Regions from separate parts of the Mus musculus genome. Here region 1 is linked to region 2. A link is a loop called in an ENCODE intact Hi-C map of the cell type or tissue named here. Cell type or tissue: left cerebral cortex. All regions are shown on one strand. Each heading gives the region's core, and the rest is flanking DNA. Links, peaks and the distances in the headings are about the cores only. Region 1 overlaps Tbc1d30 (TBC1 domain family, member 30). Region 2 holds the start of Rassf3 (Ras association (RalGDS/AF-6) domain family member 3).

Evidence for each region. A loop is a pair of places that touch in the nucleus more often than their neighbours do. Peaks named below come from ENCODE experiments on the same cell type or tissue, not always from the same donor. Only the 100,000 strongest peaks of a DNase experiment are listed, where the experiment ranks them.
Region 1: it touches region 2 in a loop (1.8-fold over the local background); 2 of 42 quality-filtered maps call a loop at or near these places.

What each region holds. Positions count from the first base shown.
Region 1 is chr10:121,297,031-121,306,083 of GRCm38, reverse strand. Tbc1d30 (TBC1 domain family, member 30) reads left to right here. Exons shown (of 13, transcript NM_001361015.1): 5 at 1,613-1,738; 6 at 3,962-4,147. Among named protein-coding and RNA genes, the nearest start is that of Tbc1d30, 50 kb to the left of the region's middle. In left cerebral cortex, for the core only: CTCF peaks have their summits at 4,008 and 8,477 (motif pointing right); DNase peaks (open chromatin) are centred at 2,331, 3,993, 6,222, 8,232 and 1 more place; H3K4me3 peaks cover 373 bases; H3K27ac peaks cover 2,042 bases.
Region 2 is chr10:121,471,402-121,480,454 of GRCm38, reverse strand. Rassf3 (Ras association (RalGDS/AF-6) domain family member 3) reads left to right here and starts at 4,205. Exons shown (of 5, transcript NM_138956.3): 1 at 4,205-4,452. The coding sequence starts at 4,345. In left cerebral cortex, for the core only: a CTCF peak has its summit at 3,512; DNase peaks (open chromatin) are centred at 6,673, 6,745, 7,503, 7,942 and 6 more places; H3K4me3 peaks cover 3,475 bases; H3K27ac peaks cover 3,962 bases.

The sequences.
Region 1 (9,053 bases), core at 748-8,747, 170 kb after region 2:
AAAGTGTATGCGTCCTTAATCATGCCCTGGGTATTTATCATTCGTGCCAGGTAACGTTCTACGTTCTGGGTGCGAGGGATGCAGCTGTGGAAACCACAGTGGGTGGAATAAGGGTGGAATATTTTGTCCTCGTTGAACTTACGGTGAATCAAATATAGTGTGTCACCCAGCGATAAGTGCTGGGGCTAACAGACGTAAAGCGGAGAGTGTGGGAGAATAAGGGGTCAGGAGGCGGAGTTTTATATGGATGTTGAGTAGGGCCCTAAAGGAAGTTGGTCACTTATGAAGCTGCCTGGGGTGAGAGCATCTGGACCAAGTTCTCAGGAACGTAGGAGACAAAGGTGGGAGGTGCCTAGAGGCAGTGGGAAGCAGGGGGCGGGGCGTCTAGCTACAGCTAGATGAGTGAGTGGCTGGGCCCCTCCCAGGCTGTAGAAGCAGAAGGGCTCTTCTGTGTCAGTGTGAGAGAGGAAGTACTGGGAAGTTCAGAGCAGTCTTGTCAGATGGGTTACTCCATCTGCTGGTGAGCCTCTGAGATGTGAGGGTACAGCCAGGAGGCACATAGACTATCATAAGTCAGGCAAGAAACAGGCCGGGGTGGTGGTAACTGGCCTTTTGCGTTTTGAAGCCTGAGCTTAGATGAAGGGTCGGATGACTATAAGATATAAACGGGATGTCAAGATTTTGGCTCAAGTTCTGGAAAGGTAGAGCTGTCGTTAGTGTAGGTGGGAGGAACAGGTGTGTGTATGTCTGTGTGTATAACCGGAATATGTGTGTGTGTGTGTGTGTGTGTGAGAGAGAGAGAGAGAGAGAGAGAGAGAGAGAGAGAATATGAATGAATGAATGAATGAATGAATGAATGATGAATATGAATCTGTTGGGATGCCCCATTCATCTCTAACACAAAGGTATCTGGTGGGCATTTGGGCAGGACTCTGATGCTTGGAAGTCTGCTTAGGGATATTAATCAATGCTGTTCCTGCCAAAATATGTCCAAGTACTGAAATTTAAAAAGAACTCTAAAGTTATTAATTTATAAACCTAATCATAATGTTGGAATTTGAACACCGAGTGTTTCTCAAGTGAATATTAACACGGAATTATGAAATTCATTGTTCAGAATTAGATTTTCTTGGTCAGGTAAGGGAATTAAAATACTCAGCGACTCTGGGTATTTACCTGTCAGGATTGTGTGTATGGAGGGGGTGTGTAGGGGGAGTTTTAAGGCAGAGGTCTTCATGGGAAAAAACGGTTCGTGTGTGGCCAAGCAGCTGTTGCCCAAGCAGAGAATGATTTAGAATTAAGCAAAACAAGGTCATAGAATTATACAGACTATTGAATTACCCGAAGTAAAAGAAAAATAAAACCTGGTTATTTTCTTCTCTAATGATCAGATTGTTATTTGGCATATAGTAGAACTCAACAAATATTTATTGCAAGAAAGAACAAAAAGCCCCAGAGGGTTCACTTTACTCCAGTAAACTAGACTTGTATGCCCGAGCTAGCCCCGGCCTCCGAACAGTTCCCAGCTAGCTCTTCCGGGATGCAGTCCAAGCTTACTAATGAAAGTGGCGATTCTGCTTCTCCAGTCTTCTCTACTTGTGCAACCCTTTAGGTTTGGTTGACCTTGGCGGATCATTATCTGCACAGTATAGCCATCGACTGGGACAAAACCATGCGTTTCACTTTCAATGAGAGAAGCAACCCGGATGACGACTCCATGGGAATTCAAATCGTCAAGGTAACGATGCTGAGCTCAGCTTCCCGTTCTAATGCAGGAAGAAGGACGCTAAGAGCCAAGCATTCCCTATGCAGAGGATCACATGACCTCTGCGCGGAGTCTGAGCATCTCCTTACGACCTCACTCCATCAATCCTTAGCGTTTGTACGGAGAACTTGACCGTATCCTGTCTTCATAAATTTAAATGTTGCCAGTAAGAGGAGAACATGAGCGAGCTCCCATACATATCCAATTTATTTAGTTTGGTCACACGATAGGAGGAATTCCTTTTTATTTTCTCTGGTACGGGTCAGGGATACCAATTGTACTTTTACATGAAAGTCATCGGACTGAGAGATTCAAAGGTGAATATATTTCATATTAGCAACATTTGGCTCTTATTAGAGTTTTTGCTAGTCTCACTGTTAATTTATAGTAGGTGTGTTGGCTGATGGATCTGTGCTTAGTGTTCTAGTCCGCTATGGGGGCAGCTCTGATTGCACACCTGCATTGCGGCAGTTGATAAGAGCTTGGTGCTAAGAGCCAAGATGCTGGTTTCTTGTGGTACCAGAATAATCCTTGTCCATAAGGCTCAGGCACGTGGGCTTTGACTTTGTGAGTGTTCCACAGTGGAATGCTAAGCTGGGATTTGAAAAGGAAGGCTGTCTCATCTACATTTTGGCCACCACAAGATGGCTAATGTGCTGGCACATTTAAATCCATTTAAAAAAAAAAAGGAAGAACAAACTAAAATGAGCTACTTTCTGCTCTAAGTTGGTTTGTTTCAAATGAACATTTTTTAAAAATCTCTGCACGGCACGTTGCGTGCTTTGCATTGTCTGCATTTCAATGTTTTATTTGGAATTTCAGCATAGGTTTCATAGAGACAAAATTCCATACTTGAAATATTCCCTTTCTGTTTAACTTACGAATTAAGGCTGTCCGTGCACTTTAAACAGGTTATGCTATTTAATGTATATGGTGTCTCATTAGCATGTGTGTCTGTGACATTTCTGGTACCTACAGAAGCCAGGTGAGGGCAACGGATCCTTTGGAACTTGAGCTACAGTCAGTTATGAGCTACCATCTGGATGCTGGGATTTGAACCCATGGCTTCTGGAAGAGCATCCAGTACTCTTATCTACCCAGCCATCCCTCCAGCCCTGTTTTGTTTTTGTTTTTGTTTTTTGTTTTTTGTTTTTTTTGAGACTTGTTTGGCTTGGAACTCACTATGTACACCAGGCTGGCCTTGGACTCACAGAAATCCCCCTGCCTCTCCTCCTGAGTGTGCTGGGGTCAGAGGAGGTTCCCACCGTGACCAGCTTAGGCAACACACATTTTATAATCATGCTACTAAAAGGATCTTTTTCAGTGAAGCGAGTGCTAATCAGTGAAACTGTCTCTCCTGAAAACCATAGCTTCATCTTAGTAATTCAATTATAGATATTAGCTCCATGTTATTACAGAGCAGCAGGTGTTATTACCTACACTGTAGAAATGTATAGACTAATTGGCAAAGGCTGATTTCTCTGTGTAATACTTGATAACTTTGCTGTTTTAATTTTAGTCTTTAGTATTAGGGCTTTAGCAGCTAAATCTTATACCATATTTTGTTCAAAGGATTAATCTTAGCACCTCTCATATGTTGAAACAAATATATATATATATATATATATATATATATATATATATGACTAATATACATCTTTAAAAAGGCTCTCAATTTACATGAAATTTTAATGGAGTTTTTTTTTTTTAACTGAGTAACCTTTTGTGTTGCTCAGGAAGCATTCTAAGGAACATTTGACTGACTAAACTCACTCTTGCGATTCTTTCTCAGACTGCATAGTTGAAAACAGTAGGAAAACAAAAAATTTAAGAGCGTTTTGGCTCATGTATATACGTTGCTTATAAATTAAAAGCAAAAAAGGTGAATATCTATGCTCATAGAGGTAAAGGTGAAATGAAGAAAAAAAAATTCAGGTATTTTTCCCTGAGGGAGTGTTAGGTTTGTTAGTCAGCTTTCAATCATGTGACCAGGCAGTGGAGAATACCTGAGATGGTCAACTCACAAGATATTTGGCTCACTGGTCAGGAAGGTCTGCTGATCCGTTGCTTTACGTCTGAGGCGGGGGAGCCATCATGGTGGGAAGTGTGTAGAGCCAAGCTCTTTGCTCCTTGAAGGCCAGGACTTGTTCCAACCACGGCAGGAGGTATTTAAGAACTGTTCCCCTCCCTTCTTAGGATCTGCATCGCACGGGCTGTAGTTCCTACTGTGGCCAGGAGGCAGAGCAAGACAGGGTGGTACTAAAGCGGGTGCTATTGGCTTACGCCCGGTGGAACAAGAACGTCGGGTACTGCCAAGGCTTCAACATCCTGGCTGCCCTCATTCTGGAAGTGATGGAGGGCAACGAGGGGGACGCGCTGAAGGTGAGTGTCAGGTTCAGACCAGGGCAACAGCAATGCTGACATTGGGGTATGACTCTTTCCTGCCTTGCCCCTTGCGATCGTTTGTAATTACCTGTGGTAGGATTCTCCCCAAGTTAAAGCCATGTGAGGTGACAGACTGCCGTAGCTGCCAACTATGAACGTTTTCACTTCCATAAGACACTTTAAAAGCAAGCATTGATTATGTCAATTCTCTCTCTCTCTTTCTCTCTTGTATATTTCTTCATAGTTTCTTTCCGTCAGACATTTGGGCATGGCTGAGCCAGCTCAGGTGCACACCACTTTGGCATTCATGATGGTGGCCGCTGTGATCTTATTTGAAGGCCCAAATGGCAGGAGTGTTTGTCCAGCGGCGTGTTTATGTGGTTGTTGGCAAGAACTTCCTCACACACTGTTGAAATGAAGGGTCTCCGGGGTTCGGTGGTTGGCTGAAGGCCTTTCAGTTCCTTGCCATGTAAATGTCCCCCATCTCAGACAGGTGACTGACATCCCTAAGAGCAAGGCCGAGGAGATGACAGATGTACAGCCAAACGTCCCCTGTGGTGGCTGTTGTTTTTCCATATCCATGGTCACCAGGTCAGTTTATATCCCAGGGGAAGGACTTACATAAGGACTACCAGGCCAGGGATGTTGCTCAGGCAGCAGAATGCTCACCTGACCTTCACAAGGTTCAGTTCCCAGCGCTGCACAGACCAGGTGCGCTAGTGTATTTCTGCAGCTTGACTACTTGGGAGGCAGAGGCACGAGCATCAGGTTGAGTTCAAGACCATACTCAGTACATAACGAATTCAAGGCCAGCCCAAGCTACTTGAGACCCTGTCGATAGAGAGGAGAGTGGCAGAGAGATTGAGACAGAGACAGATAGACAAACAGAACACACACACACACACACACACACACACACACACACACGACACGGGGATCCTATTAGCAGCGACCTGCCTAACTTGATTGCTTTACTTGTTTGTATTTGGGGCAGGGTGTATAGGATGTAAGTAGATGCGTCTATGGGAGGTGTCTGCATACAGAAATAAACGTGTCTTTGAATCTTTGATGTCTACGACCTGTTTTAGTTGAAAGCAATTCTGAAAGCACTGGTGGTGTAAGGTTAGAGGTCTGAAGGTGGGCGGGTAAGTCACCACAGAGTGTCTTAGTCATTGTTCTATTGCTATGAAGAGACTTTATGACCAAGGCTTGGAAAAGACTGCATGTAATTGGGGGCTTGCTTATAGTTTCAGAGGATGGCTCTGTGACCATCATGGCAGGGAGCATGGTGGCAGGGAGGCATTAGGCTGGAGCAGTAGCTGAGAGCTCACATCCTGATCTGCAGGCAGGAGGGAGAAAGAACCAGAGGGAAGGAGGGAGGGAGGGAGGAAGGAGAGGAAGGAGAGGGAGGGAGGGAGGGAGGGAGGGAAGGAGGGAGGGAGGAGAGGGAGGAGGGAAGGAGACAGAGACACTGACTGACTGGGCCTGGCCTAAACTTTTGAAATCTTACAGCTTACTGCTAGTGACACACCTCCTCTAGCAAGGCCAAGTTTCCTAATTCTTCCTAAACAGCCCACCAACTAGGAATGAAACCCTCAAATATATGAGCCTACGGGGGCCATTTGCGTTCAAACCATCACAGGATATATGCATATGTTGGGGGAGGGGTACCGTTGCCTCATATACTCAGGGCAGTGTGAGTCTCCGTCTCATGGCTGAACCTCCACACTGATGTTGACTGCAGGATTTGTGCCGTTTGAGATCTAATCTCTGTACCCAAGCCTCCACCTCCTTGACTGTGGGGAATATCTCAGTGATATGGAAAAATAAACAAACGTTCCTCCCGGTTGTAGACGTATCACGGTAGACTTAATTATAAACCCAGCCCGAACGCACTCACCGTCTCTCTTTCTCTGTTTATGTATAGAAGGCAATGACGATGAAGCTCCTGGCTCATCTAAAAGGCAGCAGGGACGCAGTGCATGGCTTTGGGATGCTTTAGATTAAGGAGCAATTTTAGCTGGGCATGGGAGGTAGAGACAGGAGGATGCCTGTGAGTTTGAAGCGAACCCGGTCAAAGTAAAAAAAAAAATAAAAGAGAACTATTTTATGTATTCCGTCCACTGCCTTTAGTGTTTTTCCTCAGATGTAATTTGCATGTCTAAAATAGGGAGTGTTCTGTTGCAAAGCTGGAGTACGTGGTGGTTCTGTTTGGAGGTGGGATGGAGAGGCTTAGGGGGAGGGGTGTGTGCAGGCCGATCAGGTCTCAGATGGGCTCAGTGATGCCTGAGAAATTAACTCGTAAAAAGGATGAACTGGAGTTTAGCGGTGGTGGTACCTAACCTAAGTACTAAGTCATGGAGGCAGGAAGATCAGGAGTTTTTGTTTTTTTGTTTAATGATTTTTTTTTAAATCTTTATTTTATGTGCATTGGTGCTTTGCCTGCAGGTGTGTCTCTGTGAGTGTGTCAGATCCCCTGGAACTGGAGTTGTGGGCTGCCATGTGGGTGCTGGGAATTGAACCCAGGTCCTCTGGAAGAGCAGCCAGTATCCTCAATCACTGAGCCATCTCTCCAGCCAGAGGATCTGGAGTTTAAGGACAGCCTTGGCTGCATAACAAGTTCAAGGTCTGATCCTGCTTTAAAAGAAAACCCAAACCAATACTAAACAAAAGGAAGAAAGAAAGAAAGAAAAAATAAAAGAGTCCAGAGCGTGCCGTGAGATGCCATGGTAGTCTGTGGTTGGTGCATGAGGACGGGTAGACCTTGGCGGACATCTCACATGCAGAGGGAGGCGAGGTTCACGAGGGGACCTGCCTGATACCCAGGAGACTATTGCAGGTCTGCTTTTCCAGTTGCCATTTTAGCCACTGGGAGCTAAAACAACAGATACGAGCAAGCCGCTTTCCCTCTTCCTCAGCCCTTGCCACACGTTTCCTTTGTAGCTGTTTTGTTTAGAAATATTGGTTAAAAATCAGACACACTCCTATTTCTTCTTCCTCTTCCTCATCTTAATTTGCAACGTAAGACATGACGCCTGGAATTTTGGATTGAGTGAGGGCGGGCTGCCTGACACTTGGAATTATGGGTAGAGTGAGGGAAGGCTGACCTGATGTTAGAATTTGAGATGACTTTAGACCGACAGTTTTATTGTGTTATAGAATTACAAGCATAACTGGGGGCATAGGGACACTCAGCAGGTAAAAATGGTTCAGATCTCCAGAAATCACATAAAAGACAGGTGACTGAGATGGCCTGTGTGTCATCCTGCCTAATGGAGGTGCAGCATCCCTGTCATCCTGCCTCTTAGAGGCAGCATCAGGCAATCCCTAAGCAAACAAGCTAGCTAGCCAGACTAGCTCTGGGCTCAGCAAGAGATCCTGCCTCGGTAAGTGACGGGCATCTGGTGTCAGCCTTGGTCCTTTCTATATACACACCACTTCCATAGGACCCCCAGCCTGCCTGCACACGCGCAGAAAAGAATTACAGCATGACTGAGAAACATTTCTTTAGCAGTTTTAAAGAAGACACAATTTAATAGAACTGTGCTCGCCTGGGCTGCAGCTCAATGGCAAGGTCGATTGCCTAGAGTATGGGGTAGCCCAGGTGGTTATGAGTGCATCTCCAGGCCTGCCTTGTGTGGGTGTTTTATGACAGACCAGCTCTTGGGATTTTCATATCACCTAGTATAGGGGTTTGGCCCCCAATGCCATAGATAAATAAATGTGTTTTCTCAGGTACTATATAACATAGGTAAGAAGTATCACGATGTACATATTATCACTTTTTTGTAAAAAGGTTTATTTATTATATGTAAGTACACTGTAGTTGTCTTCAGGCAGATGATTGTGAGCCACCACGTGGTTGCTGGGATTTGAACTCGGGACCTTCGGCAGAGCCCCCACATTATGACTTTTTGTCTTTACTGTTTTCTATCACCTTTTCCTGACCCATGCCCACCAGAGCCTTCTGCACCCTCACCTCCCCCAGGGACTGCGTGGATTCCCTTTTTCCCTGTGGCTGAGCTGCCGCTCAGGAGATATGTTTACGTGGTGAATCCTGTCCCGATGAAACAAAGCTGTGGCTCCTTGGGCCTGCTTGTCCTGTATGGAAGGCTGCCAGGGGGGTTTTCGGCAGCCGGCCCTTACAGAACTAGGACCCGAGAAGGAGAAATTGCAAACCATTAAGTGGGGGAAAAAATGGGCCCTTGGCGGGCCTAACTTCCTTTTTGAAAATGAAGTTTTGTGGAATCCTTTGAGGCGGGGACTTTTCCACTAGCGTACAGAGCTAGCTGTGGTTTTAGTCTTTGTTTATCTGGTGCGCTGGAGAGTGAGCTAGACTGTCAGGCAGTAGGGGGCGGGGCATCACCCAGCATTCAAGCTGCCTGCGAAAGGCTATGCACAGAACTGACCTGTGCTCTGTTGGGTCATTTGAGTGGCTTTTGACACGTTAGAAAGGCAACGCGAGCACGGCAGTCAGAAGAAAGTGGTAATTTGAGGAAGCCATGTGACAGAAGCGCCGATTTAAAAAGGCACCAAGTGTGCAAACAAAGCCTAGTTTATGTTCTCCAAAGCCGGCGTGGGCCACGCTGATAGCCCAAGTGGCCATGAGTACCGGGGCCTGCCTCAGCGTGGGCGTTTTATGACGGGCCAGCTCTCGGGATTTTCATATCCAGGTTGTAAAACCGCTGACATCAGGAGTGAGGATGGAGGGTCCTGCTGAATGCGGGGGAACCTGTGCCTTCTCATCTCTCCGCGAAGCTGAGGGTTGCATAATTGCAATTACATATGGGGTGAACTCAGGTCTGGCAGCCCTTTTAGAAACCTCGCAGCATAGCTGACTTTGGGTTACTTAGATAATTATGCCGCCTTCTCATTGCAGGAGGGTGAGGGGTGGGGGTGGTGT
Region 2 (9,053 bases), core at 265-8,264:
ACAATCATGCTGGCTGATTTCAGGAGTGAAAAAAAATGGACCTCCTTGTTTTATTTGTTTGAGTGTTCATATCATTCTAAAAGATGTTTGTTTTTATCTCATGTGCATAGGTGTCTTGCCTGCATGTATGTCTATATGAGGGTATTAGTTACAGACAGATTTAAGCTGCCATGTGGGTGCTGGGAATCGAACCTGGGTCCTCTGGAAGAACAGTTAGCACTCTTAGCCACTGAGCCATCCCTCTAGACCCCAAGTTCCTGTATCATTTAACTCTACTCTCTGCTCAGTACTGAGTGATTTATAAAGGCAAGTCAAATATCATTATCCCTTTGCTCAAAATCTCTGGTTAAAAACAAAACAAAGCAAAAACCTTTACAGAACAGTGACTTTTCTGTGGTTGTTACATTTTTACCTTTTTTTTTTTTTTCAGTGCTGGGGATTGAACCCAGGGTCTCTTGTACATGCTAAGAAAGTACTCTGCCCACCAAGCTACATCTGTTAGGGATTTTCTGTTACTCTCTGACAAAAGTTCCCAACACTCACCTTCCACTCACACAGTTAGAAAACATTGATGTGCTGGCTGTTGTTTGGATCTGCCGAGCACTCTCCTGCCACAGGACCTTTACACACGCTCTTCATTCTGCCGGAAAAGCATTTCCCAGACACTGTACAGGACTAAGCCCTTAGCCTCCCTCACCTTCTCTACAGAGGATGCATGTATTACTTTGCTCCTCTCTCTGACAAAGCTACTTTGTATACATTTACTTTAAGTATGTTCCCCAATTAACATGGAAAGAAAAGCTATGCAGGCATTTGATGAGAATCTAAGCCAATAGGCTCCTCTATCAGTGGGACATGTGTGGTGATTCACTCCACTCACAAATTCACGTCTGTGTTTGACAATAAGGCCTTTCAAACCTGAGCCTGCCTGAGTCTCTTTTATTTACTCTACCCTTCCCTTTCCTTGGATTTTAAATGATAAGACTGTTTAACTGTTTAGCAAGGCATGTTGAGTTTTTTACAATCTCTAAGTCCCGTTAGTCAAATCTTTTTTTTTTTTTTTTTTTTTTCGAGACAGGGTTTCTCTGTGTAGCCCTGGCTGTCCTGGAACTCACTTTGTAGACCAGGCTGGCCTCGAACTCAGAAATCTGCCTGCCTCTGCCTCCCAAGTGCTGGGATTAAAGGCGCGTGCCACCACGGCCTGGCTCTGTGAGTCAAATCTTAAAACTCAGCTTTTATTTAAAATGATGCTATGTGAAAAATATAGAAATATGGCTTTTACTTTTTGTTCCTAGAAGCAGAGACTTTCCTTAGTCATACTTTGTGTGTGTGTGTGTGTGTGTGTTTGAGATGGAGTCTCTATGTGACCCTGGATGTTCTAGAACTCAGAGATCTGCCTGCCTCTGCTTCTCTGCTGGGATTAAAGGCGTGTGCCACCCCGTGGCAGAACCAGACTTTCTTAGCTTCAGGCCTGTTCAGTAAAACCCCAGGACCCCGTTAATAAAGGTGATCCACCCTGGACTACCCCTCTTCCGAATTATGATTATTTTTTTAAACAAGTGGTTCTCACGAGGCCAATGAGATGGGTCAGTCAGTAAAGTTGCCTGTGGTTCAGGACCAGCCACCCGGGTTCAGGGGCCAGGGCCCGTGTAACTACGTCAGGAGAACTGACAGCACAAAGCTGCCCTCTTCCTTCCACAGGCAAGCCATGGCAGGGGCACCTGCCCACAAACACTAATTTCTAAAAGTTAAAAGGCAGCAAGCCTAAATGATTCTGATGGGGTGCTGACAGCCATAAAATGTAATGTAGACTCTTCCCCTTAAAAATAACATCAGGGGGCTGGCGAGATGGCTCAGTGGTTAAGAGCGCCGACTGCTCTTCCGAAGGTCCGGAGTTCAAATCCCAGCAACCACATGGTGGCTCACAACCATCTGTAACGAAATCTGATGCCCTCTTCTGGAGTGTCTGAAGACAGCTACAGTGTACTTACATATAATAAATAAATAAATCTTTAAAAAAAATATCATGAAAGGGCAGGGCAGTGGTGGTGCACGCCTTTAATGCCAGCACTTGGGAGGCAGAGGCAGGCAGATTTCTGAGTTCGAGGCCAGACTGGTCTACAAAGTGAGCTCCAGGACAGCCAGGAGACCCAAAAGCAAAAGAAAACAAAACAAAAACCAATCCAAACCATGAAAGATCTTTTCTGTTTCTGTGTCTGTGTCTACTCTAGGTGACGCATGGATAATATAATATAAATATAATAATATAATAAAACACGTTTGTTAAATCGTTTACCCCAGGCTGGAGAGATGGCTCAGGTCACAAGGTCCTGAGTTCCCAGCAACCACATGGTGGCTCACAACCATCTACAATGAGATCTGGTACCCTCCTCTAAAGGCATACATGCAGGGAGAACATTATATACATAATAAATCAACAAATCAATAAATCTTTAACCCACCCACTACTCAAACTGGAGTATTTAACTGAAGCCCCTGTTATTTCAATATGGCATTATCTGAATGATGTCACAGTAGGAGTTAAAGAAGACAAATCTTGCATGGAGTGATTGTCCTCTTCTCTTACATTTGGCTCCTAAGTACACAAGGAACCTGTAAAGTAAGGCTTTCCGGCTAAAGGAAGAGTAAAGCCAGACTCTGCTTTCTAGTCATCCATAGTCGAGTGGTGCCTGGGAAGAAGTCTTTCAAGTAAGGGCTTTAAAATAGGCTGTGACTCTAAGGCCCCTCTGGGGGTGAGTTCCCTGGAGTGAAAGGCCAGTTTGCATGCTGAACACGTGAATAAATCTGCAGGAAGGCAGATAAGTCAGCCTTCTTTCTGCCCGAGGGAGGAAGGAACTACACAGGAGCCATTTCTTTCCCTTGTCCCAGACTTCTCTCCGGTCTGGCTTTCCCCCCTTCTCGTTCTCAAGTGACGATTAGGCACTCAGTCCTGATTCCAGGAAGGGTACACAAAAACGCCACAGAAGCAGCGGGTCTCAGCCTGAAGGCGACTGCTACCTTTATGTTTTAGTCACAGCACTGGGGGAGTAGAGGAGAAAAGGGCTTAGCCATAAGCAATGACGAGTTTCTCTTTTAAAAAACTCCTTAAAAAACAAAACAAAAATTCTGCTACGGCCTGCATATCATAGCAGCCTTAAAGCTTCAAACCCTCTTTCCCATCAAGGTCTCTTGCAAGCAAGTTAGTAGGACTCAAGTCAACTCCATCACGCCAAGGGGAAAACGACCCCCCAGGTCACCCTAAGCAAAAAAAAAAAAAAAAAAAAAAAGTCGCATTTTAAAAATTTAGCAGATTCCCGAAGGGAAACCTTGTTTTTTGTTGTGTGGGTGAGAACGGAGTGGTCTAATCTACTTGCTCCCCCATGGGGTGACCATGTAAGGTTGCTTGTGGGAGGCGACATTTCCAAAGTGCATTTAAATTAAAAGTACTGGATTGTTCGGTGATTATGAAATTTGTCCCCCAAATTCTCAACTGCTTTAGCCATCCACATTTGGGACACGCCTTCGCCACAGGGAGGCGGGAAAGCTTTACCACCGAAGTTCAAAAGAACCAGAGAGGATGTTTTCTTTCAAATAAGCACAACCCAGTCGCTCTTACCCCACCCACCTCTGCTAACTTATAACGGTTTGGGAGGGGCCAGCCGCACGCGTGGCTCGACCCCCTCGACCCAGACCGTTTCCACCAAGGCCGAGCCCGAAGGAGAGTGGGAAAAGTTCTCCATTATATTGCCGCCCTCTCCAAAACTTCGGCTCCAGTGACGGGAAATCACTGAGGAGTTTGCAGATTCCGGGAGGTTGGGGAAGCCCTCGGGAGAACTGTTCCAGCAGGGGCGGTGCTCGAACCCACCTTCCTCCAACAGTCCACCGGTGCTAGGACGGAGGGGCGTGGCTGAGGGCCGCGGGCGGGGCCCCACCTGCGCGCGCGGAGCTGGGCAGGACGCAGCAGCGGAGGCCCGTGGGGCGGGGCCTGGGCGGGGCCTTGGTAGCAGGGGCGTGGCGTGTGCTGGGTCCTTGACGGGCTGGGGGCGGGGTCTTGGCTGGGCGGGGTCTGGTTTGAGGTGGGTGGGGCCTTGCCAGGCGTGGGGGGCTGGGTCCAGGAGGGGGCGGGGTCGTGGCGCACCAGAGCCGGGAGGCGCCCGGAGAGGGCGGCTGATCCTGCGGGAGGGGACCAGACGGCGGCTTGAGCGGCGGCTGCAGCTGCAGCAGGACGGCTTGCCGGCGGCTCGGGGCCGCGCGCCGGGAACCTCACGGGGCGGGCGGGCGCCGCACCCCGGCCTGGCCGCCTGCGCCCCGGGGAGGCCCCCTGCGCGCAACCGGACCAGCAGCATGAGCAGCGGCTACAGCAGCCTCGAGGAGGACGAGGACTTTTTCTTCACCGCCAGGACCTCCTTCTTCAGGAGAGCGCCTCCGGGCAAGTCCCGTTCGGGTCAGCCGGTGAGTGGCGTGCTCGGGGGTCTTGGCTCCACGTGTCTGCGCCCGCGCTGGGCGATGCTCGCCCGAGGGCTGCGGGGCTCTGAGAGTGGCCTTTGCCCTTTCGGCGCCTGAAAGGTGCTGGGAGCCTGTGCAGTGGGCGTGGGCCGCCCGAGGCGAAGGAAGGAGGTGGAAGGGCGCGGAGCCAGATGGCCTGGGCCTCTCTGCTTGGGGGACGCCGGCTGCGGGAGCAGCTCCAAAGAGCCGGGAGGTCCCCGGGCCACTCGGGATGGCTCCCCCGACAGCCCTTCGGGGCGACGGCCGGGTCACCGCGCCGTCCTGGCTGCAGTTTGCTTCTAGCTGCAGTTTGCTCGATGGCCCTGAGTGGCTTGAGGGCACGCAATAGCCCAAAGTGACCGAGCAGCCCCGGTGCGGGCAAGCTGCAGGGTAAAGGGACCGGGCGATCGTCGGTGCTCACTAAAGTCTGGGTCTCATCAGGTCCGGTTTGCGGGTCCTGCGGACGTCCTGGGTAGACTTAGCTCCAGAGGGCTGAGCCTTACGCCGATTTCTTCCTTTTTTGGAGGAAGGGTGCCGTGGGAAGCGTGGCTTGGGAAAAGACAGTACGGGAAGTTGTGCCAGTTTCACAGATCGGGACAGGGATTATTATTATTTTTTTTTAGGGGCGTCTTCCAAATGGGGCACTTTGGCCGGACTTGTAAGGTCGGCGCTTAACCGGTGGCCTTCTGGCCCTGGAAGCCGCACCAGGGAGCCTGGCCAGCTCGGCCACGCTCTCGTCAGATATAGGAGCTTTAACGGAACAAACTTGTTGCTCCTAAAAACACCACAGACGCACACCAGAGGTTTCTGTCAACTCTGGAGATGAAAAACAAGAGAAACTAATCGTTCAGAGGCCCAGTGATGGGGATTTTGGTGGAGAGAAATCTCTGCCCAGACTGCCCTTGCCAACCCTTTTAAGTTTAACAGGCCGTTGTTTTCTAAAGTAAAACTCCTTTATCAGATTTGGAAGTTCTAGGCTTTTTGGTCTATTAGATTTCCAAACTAAGAGGAGGAGGAGGGTGAAAGGCTAGGATGAGGTCATTATTGCTAACAACTAGTCCCCTAGTGAAGGGCTAGCTAGGGTGGGTGGTAGCATGCCTTTATCCTCAGACTTCAGGTTGCTCCGTTTACTAGGGTGACCTTTTATTTTCAGTAGAATGTGCTAATGGGGGAATTTGGAAGTCAGAGATTACCCACGACTCCCACTCCCACACTGCCTGGCCTACCTCCTGTGGGGCAGACAAGAAATGGCCTTTTCCCCCTTTCTCATCTAGTTTTTCCCTCATTGGGGTTCTTCACCACTTTACATATTCCCCTCCCGTTTGCCTTGTAAAGAGCTTGAGCCAGTTTGACTTGTATTCCAGAAGTGCCTGGTAATTTCCAGAAAACCAGGGGGTTCTTGAATTCTACCGGTGTGGGAGTCCCCTCCACGGGGGTCCAGCCAGAATGCTGTGGTTGGAAGTCAAGAATCTTGTTCCTGCTTTTTAGTAGTTGAAGCGGCAGCTGGGGATGTAGCTAGTAGCTTGCCTAGTACTTACTGCATAATATGGGGTTGTAGTTCACAGTAGTGTGTCTGTCTGTCTGTCTGCCTGTCTGTGTGCAGGCAGGAAGATCAGCAATTCAAGGTCATTATCCAGACCCCCCCCCCCTTCACACACACACTTTAAGCAGCATTTCTGTGAGGTTTATGTACATTAAGAGAGTCTAGGTTATACGTAACCACTTTGGTAACCGTCCTCTAACTGTGTCTGTATATATCATGCAATATTGTCCATTGAGCACTGACATGACTGTATGACGTGTTGAAAATCAGGGCAGTAACATCCACTTCCTGGGTGGAGCCATTCACTGTCTATTTGAAGCTCTGTGGCCTGTTTTCTGGCATCACACGCGTGTGTTAAAGAAAGGGCTCTTGGTTAGAAGGGTTTCTGAAGCCTGAGTTTGTTTGTTTATTTTTGAGACATGGTCTGTACATAGCCTTGCCTGTCCAGGAACTCATCGTGTGAGCCAGGCTGGCCTCAGTGCATGGAGATCCACCTGCCTTACCTCCTCTGCCCCTGCAGCCACGCCTGTCTGCACCTTGGATTGCAGCAAGCGACTTGTGTTTTATTTAAAGAAGTGAGTGTATCTTAAGTTCCTGATTACATATTTGTGAACGAGGAAGTAACGCTCGCAAAGCCATGCACGCCAACGGTAGAGTGTGTCTTTTGGGTCGGGTCAGATAACACTTCTTCACTTTGATATGATTATAGGGGCAAAAGAAACACTTCTTACACGGGTACTTCTACCTCTTCCCTAGAAGGTGGGGAGAGCCATAAGGATCCATTCTTGCTTGCACAGATCCCCCCCCCCCCGCCCCCCCGCCCGCCTCCCGTAGGCTGTACCACCTGCTGGGAAAGCTAGGAAGGATGGTTTCTGGAACCCTTGCGAATATTCAAAGAAAGCAAGAGGGCTCGGCTGAATACAGGCTGAGGAGAGGGGGTGTGTTTGGAGAGTCAGGGGTAGACATTTTCTTTCTTCTCTTGCCAGGCCAGGAAACATTCAACTTCTCCCCATCTCCAACGATAACAGAAAGAGTCATAAAGAAAATGGTGTCCTTTTCTCCTTTTATTTTGTACCATGTTGGTCTTAAAAAAAAAAAAAAAAAAAAAAGAGGCTTTGAGGGGGTGTTAATGTGCCCCCCCCCCCCCAGCCAATGCTTCACTGTGCAGTTGCTTAGTGAACACTGGTTAGATGATCCCTTTCCTGGTTTGAAGATACTTGGCTCTTCACCGCTCTCAAACGTGTCTTATCTCATGGTTCTCCCAAGAACACTGCTCTTCGGAGAGGAGAGACTGTTGAGCGGCTGTCTAAGGCCCCTACTAGATGCTAGGAAGGCCGGAGCGTGGGTCAGCTGCTTTCTCAGCAGAAGCGTAGCTTAAGATGCTGTGTTCCCTTTAAATATGGACATGTGTATACTAAGGCTTTCTTAGGATTCTGACTCTGCTGCACAGAATATCTTGGCAGTGCTCAGTTCTGGTGTGTGGATTCGCCAGGCTTCAGAGGAGCCGCCTATTCTTAGTTTTATAAGCAGAACCAAAAATGTTCTGTAGTTACTAAAATCAAACTGCCTAGAACATACGCGCAGCCTAAAACTAGTAATACAATCTGCTAATCTTCTATGTGGCCTTTTTTTTTTTTTTTTTTTTTTTGAGACAGTCCCATGTAGCCCAGGCTGGGCTACACAGCTCTCTATGTAAGACCTTGAACCTCTTGATCCTCCCACCTCCCCCTAAGTTCAGGGAGTCATGCCCAGTTTCCTGGGATGCTGGGGATCAAACCCCAGGGCTTGGTGCTCATGGGACAAGCATTCCACTGCTTGCACTGAGTTTCCTCCCGGCTCATGCCTTCCCTCCCAGCTGAGGGGATAGATAACCTTTGTGTATGGTGCTTTGCCTGCTACATGTATGTCTGCACGATGTATATATAGTACCTTGGAGGTCAGAACCTTGGGTTCCCTGGGACTGGAGTTCCAGATGGCTATGAGCTGCCGTGTGGGTGCTAGGAACCACACTTTTGTCTTCTGCAAGAGCAGCCAGTGGTCTTAACCAGTGAGCCATCTCTCCAGCCCCTGCTCTCCCTTTATTAGTGTTTCTTCTGGAAGTTTTGGAGGTCGTTCACTTGGGCAAAAAGTGGCTCCCAATATCAGCAGTATTTTAGCTATATCAATTTTAATCCTATATAACTGAGTACAAGTATTTCCACCAGCAGTACTTTTTTTTTTTAATATTATTTTATTTTATGTGTATGGTGTTTTGTTTGCAAGTGTCTGTATACGCCATCCTTGCCTGATGCCTGCAGAGACCAGGAGTTGCCAGAGCAGCCTGGAACTGGAGTTAAGAGGTAGTTGTGAACTGCCATGTGGGTGTTGGGGATTGAACCCTGGTCCTCTGGAAGAGCAGCTGGTGCTGTTAACAGCTGAGACAGCCCCCACCAGCATTTTTGCCTGGCAGAAGCCGTTTACAGTGCACATCTCCCCGACATGACTGTTCTTACAGTCTTAATCCACTGAGCATTTGTGATTGTGTCAGCAAGATGCACAAAGGCATATTTCTCTCACTGAATCTCAAAGGGAAATCAGTCCCCAGCCTTCTGCAACCTCGAATGAGCGGTATGCGCGGCTGTGTTTCCTCTCCTGGCAAACATGCAAGATTTACAATGATTTGAGTGCAGTGACAAAAAAAAAAAAAAAAAAAGGACTAAAAATATCCAATGATGTAGTTCTTCTCTTTAGCCTTCCTTGGGCAGCCAGTGCCTGTCATCCTGTGACCATTATTTGTCTAGTCACACACGAGGTCAGTCCCATTCTTCTCAGTGGGGTCTGATCCCCAGCTCTTAGCCCTGAATGTCAGCCCCTTGCTTTCTCTTCCCTCCCTGGCATAAGTAACTGCCATTTCAAAAGGTCACAATAGGAGGCTCAAAGGACATTAGACATCCTTGGGCCAATTTTCGGAACCATAGCAGAAAACTAGAGTAGTGTGTATGTCCAGGTGCATCTTGTGTGATGTGTGTGCCCTGGAAAGCACAGC